2 separate regions of the Mus musculus genome follow, and region 2 is linked to region 1. A link is a loop called in an ENCODE intact Hi-C map of the cell type or tissue named here. Cell type or tissue: left cerebral cortex. All regions are shown on one strand. Links, peaks and the distances in the headings refer to the core of each region. The heading gives the core; the rest is flanking DNA. Region 1 overlaps Gm15083 (predicted gene 15083). Region 2 has its middle 42 kb from the start of Atp2b2.

Region 1 (5,377 bases), core at 211-5,210:
TGTGTAGCTCTGGCTGTCCTGGAACTCACTCTGTAGACCAGGCTGGACTCGAACTCAGAAATCCGCCTCCCCACTCTCCAAAAAAGGAGGGAAAACTAAAACTAAAGAAACACAAGCAAAAACCACCAAAAAACCCAAACAACCCCTACCTCCATCTGCTCGTGTTAACCATGTTAACTCTGCAATGGTTCAGAGAAGCTTCCCTGAGCTGTGACGATCTTGTGGGCGTCAGGCACCACAGAAAGTGGCGGAAGCCATGCTCACCTGAGGTCAAGACATGTGGCGGGTAAGAACAGGCCTAGCAGAGGTAGAGAAAAGTGAAGTCGCCTTCCAGCCTCCAAAGGCTCCCTTGTGCGCCTGGGGATTTCTCCAAGGGTGGCTGAGTGGCTACCTCTAACTGGTCCTTACTTGTGACCCTGCGACCCCAAACAGACCCTAGCTTCCAGGTATCTATCTGTGAGTGGCTGTAGACTTCCCGGAGGGGCTGGGCAGGGAACTGAACTCCAGTCCTCTTTAATAACTTAGTCCTCTTAATGGTGACACAAAGTTTTCAAGTCCAGGATGGGAAGTATGTGCCTGATGACAAAGTTGACAGACACAGTGTCTGATGTCCTCGAGGACATGGACACTTGATGCATGTTTCACAGCCCTTTATAGTGGCAAAGCATGATGTTCCTGTGAAGGAGCACATGCCAAGCCAATCTATAACCTGGGCTGGTGCAGTCTCCTCTAGCAGGTATGTGACATCTCCCACGTACATCTCTCGCTCCAATGTGGGAGTTCACAGGGACAGAATGGACAGCACTCCTCACCTTGGGGGACTTCTATTCTAATGAAGACAACCAATTTAATGGTTGTCCAGGTACGTGCCAAAGCTAGGTCTTTCCTTTGGGTCAGCCTGAAGCTGTGTTTATTTTTAAGCAAATCATGTACTGGAGGCCAGGTTCAGCTTCTTGTCCTTCCCCATGGCAATGAGATCTTCAGGTGAAACCCTGTTAGTGGCGAGGCTGACGATTCCCTACCTTTTTCTGTCCCTGAGAGTTTCTCAGGTGGGGCACTGGGTAGAGCCAGCTCCCTCTTGTGAGTCAGTCGTTAGGATGCATTAGAATGTAGTAGTGTTAGGATGCTGACACTACAAGCAGGGGTGTGTGATATCTGCTCACAGCTGCATCCCCAGAGACAGGCACAGCAGCTGGCATATAGTAGGCACTCGGCAAGTGCTCATTAGGTGGATGAATGTACTCAGGTTGTTCTCTGTGCTGCCCAAAGGCCATTTGTATGAGACTCCCAGTTCTCTGCTGCCGACACTGCCCGGTGCACTTGCCAGGGTGGAGCATGTGTGCGTTCATTTTTAACCTTTGGTTTGGCAATAATTCCAGATTCACAGGGGTTGCAATGACATGAACAGAGAAGACCATGCATTCTCCCCTGACCTCTCCCAAAGTTATCATCTTACTGAGAGTAAAGCACCAAAGTCAAAAATGGGTGTGGTCACGAGGTGACATCACTGTGGCCCAGGCTCCTGCTCCATGTCTGTTGGAGCACATGCATGTGTAGCCTAATGGAATGTTATCATACTACCTGTGCATGATAAGTGTGTCAGTGGGAAGCATTTTGGGACGTTTTTTACTCTGAGATTCACCTAGGCTGTTGCATATGTCAGGAGTTTGCTCCTTTTCATTACTGGGTAGTATTCTACTAACTAGGCATGCCATTGCTGTTTAATTCACACTCGGGGTTAATCCAAGTAGATACTGCTGAATTGTTCCGGTATAATAATCCTTAGTGTGGAAACTGCTCAGCTGAGTATACAGTTAGGGTCCAATTCTCATCATTCTCTCTGTGTCTCTCTGTCTCTCTCTCTTTGTGTCTCTGTCTCTCTCTCTGCCTCTGTCTCTGTCTGTCTGTCTGTCTGTCTGTCTCTCTCTCTCTCTCTCTCTCACACACACACACACACACACACACACACACACACACACACACACACACACATAGAAAATAAAACACACTCATGCACCCAAACCAAAAACACACACATACACACACAAATCAAAACACACACACACACTCTCACACAACCAAAGCACGAATGCACCATACACACACACACACACACACACACACACACACACACACACACACACGAAGACAAAAACAAAATCCTAAACACCTGCCAGTCCAATTCAAAAGCTGTCTTCCTTTAGATTCTTTTGGAGAGCTCTGCACAGCTAGAGACCTGTGAGCACAACCAAGACTGTAAGGAGGTGGCTTCCATCAACAGCCTCTGAGGCCAGGGGCAATGTTGCCAATTGTGAGACTGAAGATATCCGTGGCCTTCAGAGGCACTCAGGACCTTCAGTATTCACACCCTGTCCAGTGAGGCCTTGGGACTTCTCTTTCCCATTTCTTAGATGTTTAGATAGTGTGGCTTGCGGGTGGTGTACTAAGATTTGATGTGGTGTTAATTCTGAGTGTGGTACTTGGCTGTCCTGGAGTGTTCACCCCTAACTCTGCACACTATACAAATGAACTCAGGCTAGAGAAGGGATGAGACTCTGCATGGAGCAGAGACAAGCATTCTCAGCTGAGGTCACCATAACCGGACCTGGAGCCAGCACCTTCTCCCCACACAGGAAATCACCTGGCTCTGCAGAATGGTCTTCACAGCCTCAGCAGACCATAAAACAGTGAGGGAGCCATCCAAGGCTAGGAAGGCCCTCAGCTGTGTGTGGACCTATAGATTTTGGATTCAAAGGTTGTACCAGACATATGCACAAGCTGATCTGGTGCATGTTAACAGCCGATCTGTCTTGCAGAGGCAGGAGGAAACACCAAGGGAGGCTCTTAGGACCGATCTGCAGACTGGGATCCAGTATTCTAGATTCCCAGACATGTTCCCTGGTTCTAAGTCTGATCCTGCGACCTGCGACCTGAGCAAAAACGCTCCTGCAACTTCTGTCAAAAAACAGTTTGCATCTTAACACAGCAGTGGGTGACACACTCAGGGCAGGAAGCAGCCTCCTCCCGGCCTCACCCACTATGGCTCCGTGTTTGCAGATAAAAATACCTTCTCCTCCTCTCCACTGTGGAAGCTGTCCAGGGTCAGCCGCCTACACACTTCCACGCGATTTCTGACTCTGGTTATAAAACCTTGGCCCCAGATATAGAACACAAGGGGATTTCATAGGCATGTGTCCCAGCATAGCCTCAGCCATTCTTGAAAACCTTTTGGGAAATTCACCTTCAGGCTTTGAACACAGTCTTCAAAGTCCTACTCTGGGCATCAAATATCTATGAGGGGGCATGATTTTTTCTCTGTGTGTGTCTCTGTCTCTCTGTGTCCCTGTCTCTCTCTCCGTCTGTCTCTCTCTGTCTCTCTGTCTCTGTCTCTGTCTCTGTCTCTCTCTCTCTGTTGTTCTCAAGCCTTGCTGCCATGTTTCCCGGTCATCACCTCTGGACACCCCTAGCTTTCCCAACCCAGGTCATCACTGCCTGGTCTTGACCAGAGCTCAGCCTGCTCTGTCTCCTGGCTATTCTTCCACCCATCCTCACCCCTGCCCTTACCTTTAGTTTCTCTAAAGGTGGCTCAGATCTCACACATTCGTTTCTGAGCCCCTCACTCATGGCAGCCCTCTCCTTTCTAGCTGATGCAACATGGACTCCTGAGCAGGTGTCACTGCTAGCCAATGGTCAGACCGACTCTCCCGTGGTAGGTAGAGGCTGGAAAGTCATCCTGTGAGCTAAGCAAGCTGGCAATAACTAAAGTTGAAAGGGAGACCAGGACCCCAGTACATGGAGCTCTCATGACCATGTTTTTAAAACAGCAATGTTGGATAATGCTAACAACTATTCCATTTGTTAAATCTGTAGGACGTGCTGGGCCCTGAGCCCGTGGTTAAGCACAACCCTTCTACAGATGACGAAATTAGGGCCCAGAGAAGGGAAGTATCAAGTCCAGGGTCACACACCTAATAGGTACAGCAGAAATTTGAAGTGAGGTTCAGTGCTAATGACCACAGCTCCTCAAGCCGACCTTGGATCCTGCTCTAGGCGCCTCTCCCATCAAACCTTTTCTAGGCCTTCCTGACAGTTTCCAGGCTCCCCTTTACCCACTCACAGTCCACCACCCACTGGTCTTGAGTGGGTCCATCATGCTCATTACTTCCCACATCTTTCCAGAACAGAGCCATAGTCTCAATCAGAGCGTGTGTCTTCCTGGCTCTTGATGTTGTGCAAGTCACCTCGCTCTCTGAATCAGTTTCCTCATCTATAGTCTGAGAGGGGAAGATGCCCCTGCACAGACACAGGAAAGCCAAGAGCACAGCAGGACAGCCATAGTGCCCAGAATACCACAAGCCCTCCTGTGAGGAGAGCTCCCTTCCAGTGCTCTCACCATCAGTCTCTCTGATTGACCTTGTCCACACCACAATTCTGCTGCTGTACCTGTGGGTCACCTCCAATGTCTCTGGCACCTACAGATATGGCTTCTTCCCAGTAGGCCCTGTGTGCTTTAGAGTCAAGACCAGTGCCATGCTCTTCAGGGGCTCTTGTATTGCAACATATCAGTGGTCAACACTGTCTCTACACTCTCTGAAAACCCTGAGCTACCCTCCCCAGTTGTCATAGCATCAGCTCTTCTGGTACCCAGAGACTCCTGAACATCAGAGTTAGGAGTAACAGGTACTGATTAATTTTAACCAGTTATTCAACCAGCTAACCAGCCAACCAACCAATCACCTAACCAATCAACCAACCAACCAACCAACCAACCAACCAACCAGCATTCAGAGTTTACTTATGTGCCTTGGCCCTGTGGTAGTCGTTGAAGACCACAAGAACCCCTCTCCACACACCACTTCTGGCCAAGTGAGTGCACAGTGGACAGTTTCTGGGCACTGTCCCCTCAGAAGGTTCTCCCTGTACCCTTTTGGTTGGCAGGACCCTGTTGGGAGTCCGGCCCTGTGGCTACTGATTGTGGTCTGTTTAGGTCTTGCTGCTTCATTCTCTTGATGGTACCTGGTTTTGTCATGGCCATGTGACCCAGTGTCTGCCACTGAGACACAAGAATGAGGTGGTTTTATAGAGTGAGAAATTTTGATAAAAGAAGAAAATGACCATTTAGGTTCTTCTGTAGAACAAGGATGGAAGAGACCTTCTTTTCAGAGTGGTAGAAAAGTTCAAAGGAGGCCACATAGGAGAAAGTTTACCTGATTGCCTATTGCCCAGAGAGTAAAATTTTCACCAAGTCCATCTTTGTTTGTACAATGTCTCCTCTGAAATAGCACTGGAAGTCTGGCCCGCCCCACTCTCCACAGTCTATACCCAGCATGTATCCCTCTTTCTACAGACCTTCATAAATGGCCCCTAAGCCAGTTTC
Region 2 (5,377 bases), core at 178-5,177, 99 kb before region 1:
ACACACACACACACACACACACACACCCCTAATCCTCACAGCAGCATGGAGTTGTGACAGAAAGCAATGTGACAATAGAGGGGCAGGCAGGGTCTACTGCCCACCTATATCTCCATCTCTCCTAGAGATATCACTCCCCAGCCCAGCCCTACACCCATGGTGGGTGGTGTTGGCAGTTAGTATGCAATTAGTTCTGTTTACTTGCCTTGGGTGGGAACACCATGAGCTGTGGGTGTATACATAGTTCCCACTGTCCCCAGTGTCCCCAACTGCCCACAGTGGTAATGTATTGCTTGGCGACACCTCTGTCCCTGTCTGGCCTCACTTCCTCTCCCTTTCCAGCCTTCTTTGGCCTTGCTCATGAGTGCTAATGTCAAGATTGGTTTCTATAAACCATGGGCTGAAGACCAAGGCAAGGCTGGCTTCTGAGAGAGCGTGGCTTGAGACAGGGAGGCATTCAGACTGTCCTCTTGGTAGATCAGAAGTGACTAACAATCAGAAGGCTAGATCTGAATCCAATCCCACTTCCCCTCAGAGGATTTGTCTTGATCCTTGCACATAATAGGAAGTGGGAACTAAGAGCAAACAATCACGAAAGAATATTAACCACCCCACCCTTCCACACCTTCATTCATTCATTCACTCATTTGGTCAGTCAAAGAATTTTTTAAAGTTTTATTTTTATTTTTAGCTCTGTGTCTGTGTCTGCATGGGAGTATGTGAATTTGAGTACTGGTACCCATGGATGCCAGGAAGATGTGTCTAGACCTCTCCTTTGGACCATGGTCTTTCCTAAGTGGAGGATCAGATAATGCCTTCTGAGAAGGTACTATCTTCTCAGTAGCAGTGGTCCTTATGGGGACAGTAAGCAGACTCACAAGTACATATGGTGCCTAACTTGTGTGACCTACACCGTATCCGGTGTAGGGTGGATGTGGCAATGTGATGCAGGGGCAAAGCTGTCATATTTAGCATGTCATATTACTTAGGCTAGAGGTGAAGAACTATGGGGTGCAGAACGATTAAAATTTACATTTTCCTCCCTCTCTTTCCTCCTTCTTTCTTGTCTCCCCACCTCCCCTTCCTGCCAGAACCCATGCTTTCATGACATACAGGTGACATAGATTCTGCTCTTGGGGCCTGGGAATGACAGAGAAGTGAAAAGCACAAGAGTCCAGGGAACACATTCCAGCTCAGAGGTGAGGGCCGGGGCTCCAGCTCAGAGGTGGGGGCCGGGGCTCCAGCTCAGAGGTGGGGGCCCACAGCAGCAACAGCTGACCCTGCTCAATGATCAGGAACTCAGAGAGGGAGACATGTGTCTCCAGCAAGGGAAGTCACCAGCTAAGGCACAGCCTGGCTTTTCCCAACTTGAGTCAAGGAAGCCTGTTGTCCACACGTGTTCCTAATATCCTGCCATGGTGTTAAAAGCTTCCAGACCTTGATGGCAATCACTTACACCCTAAGAGAGCGCTTGGGAAGTTTTAGGGAGTCTTATGACTGACCTGCTAGTCACAGAGAACAGAGGCTCCGAAGACTGCGGACAGAAAAACCAGAGAGCAGAGAATAAGAAAAGGCAAAAGACGTCCGCTATAATAGGAGACACACTGACACCTGAAGCCTGCACTGAGCCCCACAGGAGGTATGTGGGTGCACATCATGCTGGGGAGCATAAAATATTCCACTTGGCTGTAGAATACATATTTTCAATGTTCCTTAGGGCAAAATTAACTATTATTTTTTCTGTTTAATACATGAATAAGCAGGATGCTAAACTTACAATTTTCCATTTCTGAAAGTACATTTTTCTCCACACAGCACTCTGTGGAGAAAGGACCCAGGCTGACCCGAGGCTTTGCAGGCCTCTTATCTTTTGATGATAAACACTTTTCCCTTCTGGAACACATTTTCCTCTCCCGTGGAAAGGAACAAGAGCATGGTTCCGAGAAAGCCCAACCTCACAGAACACACATCCAGACTTGGCATGTCCCTTCCTGGCTCCTTGGCTGCCTGGCCGCTAGCATCATACGCTTCTCTGGTCACAGCAAGAGACATGTCACTCCCAGCTCTACAGAGTCAGTTGTAGAAGAGGGTTCAGCAGTAGGAAGCCATGCTGATGAGGTCACTGTGCCATCTCAGGGGAACGTTCACAGACATAGCAAGGCTCAGTCGGAAAGGCCTGGCAGACGCTCCTGTTAGGCTGCTTTGTTGAAAGGACATGGCCAGCCCGCTGTCCCTGTGACTGCCTCTCTCTACTCTCCTTTGCTAATTACTGTGAACCTCACACTACATCACACGGCATGACTGTGGGGCTTTGCCGTCCCCTGCACTCAGCCATTCTGGACCTTAGTTCTTGAGCCAGGGATTGAGTGAGAGCATCTGCTGAGGAGCGGTGGGCGACTGAGGAAAGACAGACCCCTCAGCAAAGCAGGCAGCACAAGTCCCAGCATGGCTAGTCATTGGTGCACACCTGCGACAGCTTTGGCACACAGAGTATAGTAGAGAAAGGGACAGAGACATTTAGCTTAGTATCAGCCTTGCTGAAGACTGCCCTCCGCTGTAGCTCCTTTCTCCTTGACTCTGACTTCTAGGCCTTCGCCTCCCACAGCCCCTGGAGAGCAATTCAGGAATGCAAAGACATTTCCCAGGATGGTGAGATAGCTCAGCTACTAAAGGCACTTGCTGCCAAGCCTGAAGATCCAGGATGCTGATGGTGGAAGGAGAGAACTGATTCCTGCAAGTTGTCCTCCAAAGGCACAGAGGCTTGTGAACACCTCACCCTAAGAATGCACTTACACACACACACACACACACACACACACACACACACACTTTCCTGTGCTACACTAATAGAAACAAATTTTCCTTCCTTTAAAAGGTCTTCTTCACTATTAATGTGCATGTGTCATGGTGCATGCATCGGAGGTCAGAGGACAACTTGGAGAAATCAGTTCTCCGGCCCACTGTGTAGGTTCTGGGGTCAAGCTAGTGGCATCAAGGCTTGCTGGCACACACTTTTCCTCACCTAGCCATCTCCTTAGCCTGCTTTTCTGTTTCAAACATCAGAGTTCAGACCTCTCACTGGCCATTAGCTAAGAGCTACTCATGGCTATCTTATTCAAGAAAAGAATCAAATGTAGCAAGTTTACCTGTTTTGTTTCTTTTCAATTCCCAGCAGTGCCTGGGCTGGCCAGTGGAAAGCTGGGGTGCAGAGCTGCTCCTGGGGTCTCTGGGCCATGCCACCCCAAACATGCCTTATTTCCCTCACTTGTTCAAAGCCGGCTCTAGCCTCTGCCGGAGCGGCTGGGAGCAGAACAGGAGGTTTGGCCAGGCCAGATATCTGAGGCCCCGGGCAAATGGAAATTGTGAACACGCATGGCTTTTTAACAATGGTAAAGGTTACATAAGAAAACGTAGCTGTGCCTATTGCAGCCTGGGTCCCTGCTTTTCTGTAGAAGTGATTTTGAACAATGTTAGAAGTTGCATAAGGCCCCTCCCGGCACCTGCCAGGGGCTGGGTTCTGGCTTTCGAGAGCTTGCCTGCAGCAGAGGAAGGAACACCCTTCCCACAGTCCGCCTCGGTGCCAGTGCTGGGTGACTCAGCTCCTGGCAGGGGCGTGGGTGGGAAACCACTTAGGTGGCACCAGGGAATCTGACAGCTTTGTTCCTGTAGAGTTTGGTAAAGAAAGGATGTGTGTGTGTGTGTGTGTGTGTGTGTGTGTGTGTGCGTGTGTGTAAGTGCTTCTTTCTAATGCCACCAGGCTCCCCTTCCCAGGGGTGGTGTCACCCAGCATGGGCTGGTTGTTACCACATCAATCACTAATCAAGAAAATGCTTGGGCTGGAGAGATGGTCCGGTGGTTAAGAACCCAGAATGCTCTTCCCAGGTTCAGTTCCCAACACCCACATGGCAGCTCACAACTGTCTGTAACTCCAAGGTCTGACACCCTCACATAGATGCACATGCAGGCAAAACACCAGTGCACATAAAGTAAACATTAATAATCTATTTTTAAAAACCTCGACAACAACAGAAAATGCTGCACAAACCTGGCTCCTGGCTAATATAATAGAATCACTTTCTCAAATTCAGGTCCTCGCTTCCTAGATGACTCTAGTTTGTGTCAAGTTGAAAAAAAAACCAAACTGACTAAGCAGTACTGCAGCCTTGTTGGGCTTTTTCACTAAAGTGGGCTCTGCTCAGACTGAGGGGCTCCTGTCCATTCTTTCCCACGCTCAGGTCCCAACTGGTGGATCTTACAGAGCCTCCTGCCCAGCCAGGCCTGGTGTCTGTGTGCAGAGTAGGAGACAGGGTACCATGTATGCCAACCTGGCCTCTAATTCCATATACAGTCAGGGTTTACCTTGAACCTCTGATCCTCCTGCTTCCACCCAAATAATCCTGAGGCGACAGACTTGGAACACCATACTAATTTATTCAGTGCTGAGAATCAATCCCCAGGCTTTTAGCAAGCTGGACGAATACCTTACCGACCACCTAAGCCGTATTGCTAGCCCAATCCAGCCTACTCCAACACACCTTTTTGCTGTTGTTGTTTGTTTTATTTCATTCTGTCATCCTCAGAAAAATTCAGACTTAGCCCCATTTTACAGATGAATAAGCTGAGGCTGGAGATTGCCAAGGTGGCAGAGCTGGGATCTCAGCCCAGAGGTGTTTCCTGGACTCTAAAATGGGTCAGGCAGACCTTCCAAGGGGTCTGGGGATATCTCTGAAAGTGTACGCTCAGGAAGTCCCCGGAGTTCCTCACTGATTGGAGCTGAGGGGCTCACGGTAGACAACTGCCACTGTTTACGGAGGTTCTGAGTGCAGCCTCTCCCCTTTGCAGATGGTCCTGTGAGGCAGACATTAGCATCCCAGCCCACAGGAGAGGAGGGAGGAAGTGAAGGCCAAGCTCTCCAGGCCCCGTGACCTTCAGCTTCCGTCTGTGCAATGGGGACATATTAGAATCTCACCCTCAGATGACGTCAGGGTTAAATGAGGTAACACAAGGGAAGTGTTTTAGAGACTGCAAAATGCCGCCAGCATACTGAGGAGTATTATTACAGACTAAAATAGCTTGTTGGGGACGAGCAGGGGAGGCTCTGGATTCTGTCCTAGACGTCTGCAGAGTGCTAAGGCACTGTCTCTCCAGAACCTGAAACTTCAGAAAACAAGGAATAGGTCTGCCTCAGTTTCCCTAGTGCCTAGCTCCACGTATGATCTAGGGAAGGTCCCCCAAAATATCTGGCTGAATTATTCAGATTTGAGACCAAGGAAGAGGATGGAGGGAAAACACTGGAACTACGAGCTGACAGTGGCCTCATGGGTGGGTGATCTTCTCACTGAGGAGATTTGAGATCGGCAAGAATACTTTAAAAAAA

The links. A loop is a pair of places that touch in the nucleus more often than their neighbours do. Peaks named below come from ENCODE experiments on the same cell type or tissue, not always from the same donor. Only the 100,000 strongest peaks of a DNase experiment are listed, where the experiment ranks them.
Region 2: it touches region 1 in a loop (4-fold over the local background); 2 of 42 quality-filtered maps call a loop at or near these places.

Annotation. Positions count from the first base shown.
Region 1 is chr6:114,029,952-114,035,328 of GRCm38, forward strand. All of the region lies in intron 1 of Gm15083 (predicted gene 15083), which reads left to right. It also overlaps a transcript of Atp2b2 not described here. Among named protein-coding and RNA genes, the nearest start is that of Gm15083, 28 kb to the left of the region's middle. In left cerebral cortex, for the core only: no CTCF peak of the experiment used is centred there; DNase peaks (open chromatin) are centred at 3,093 and 4,075; H3K27ac peaks cover 2,658 bases.
Region 2 is chr6:113,931,335-113,936,711 of GRCm38, forward strand. It overlaps a transcript of Atp2b2 not described here. Among named protein-coding and RNA genes, the nearest start is that of Atp2b2, 42 kb to the left of the region's middle. In left cerebral cortex, for the core only: no CTCF peak of the experiment used is centred there; DNase peaks (open chromatin) are centred at 221, 1,589, 2,110, 2,395 and 4 more places; H3K4me3 peaks cover 1,139 bases; H3K27ac peaks cover 4,740 bases.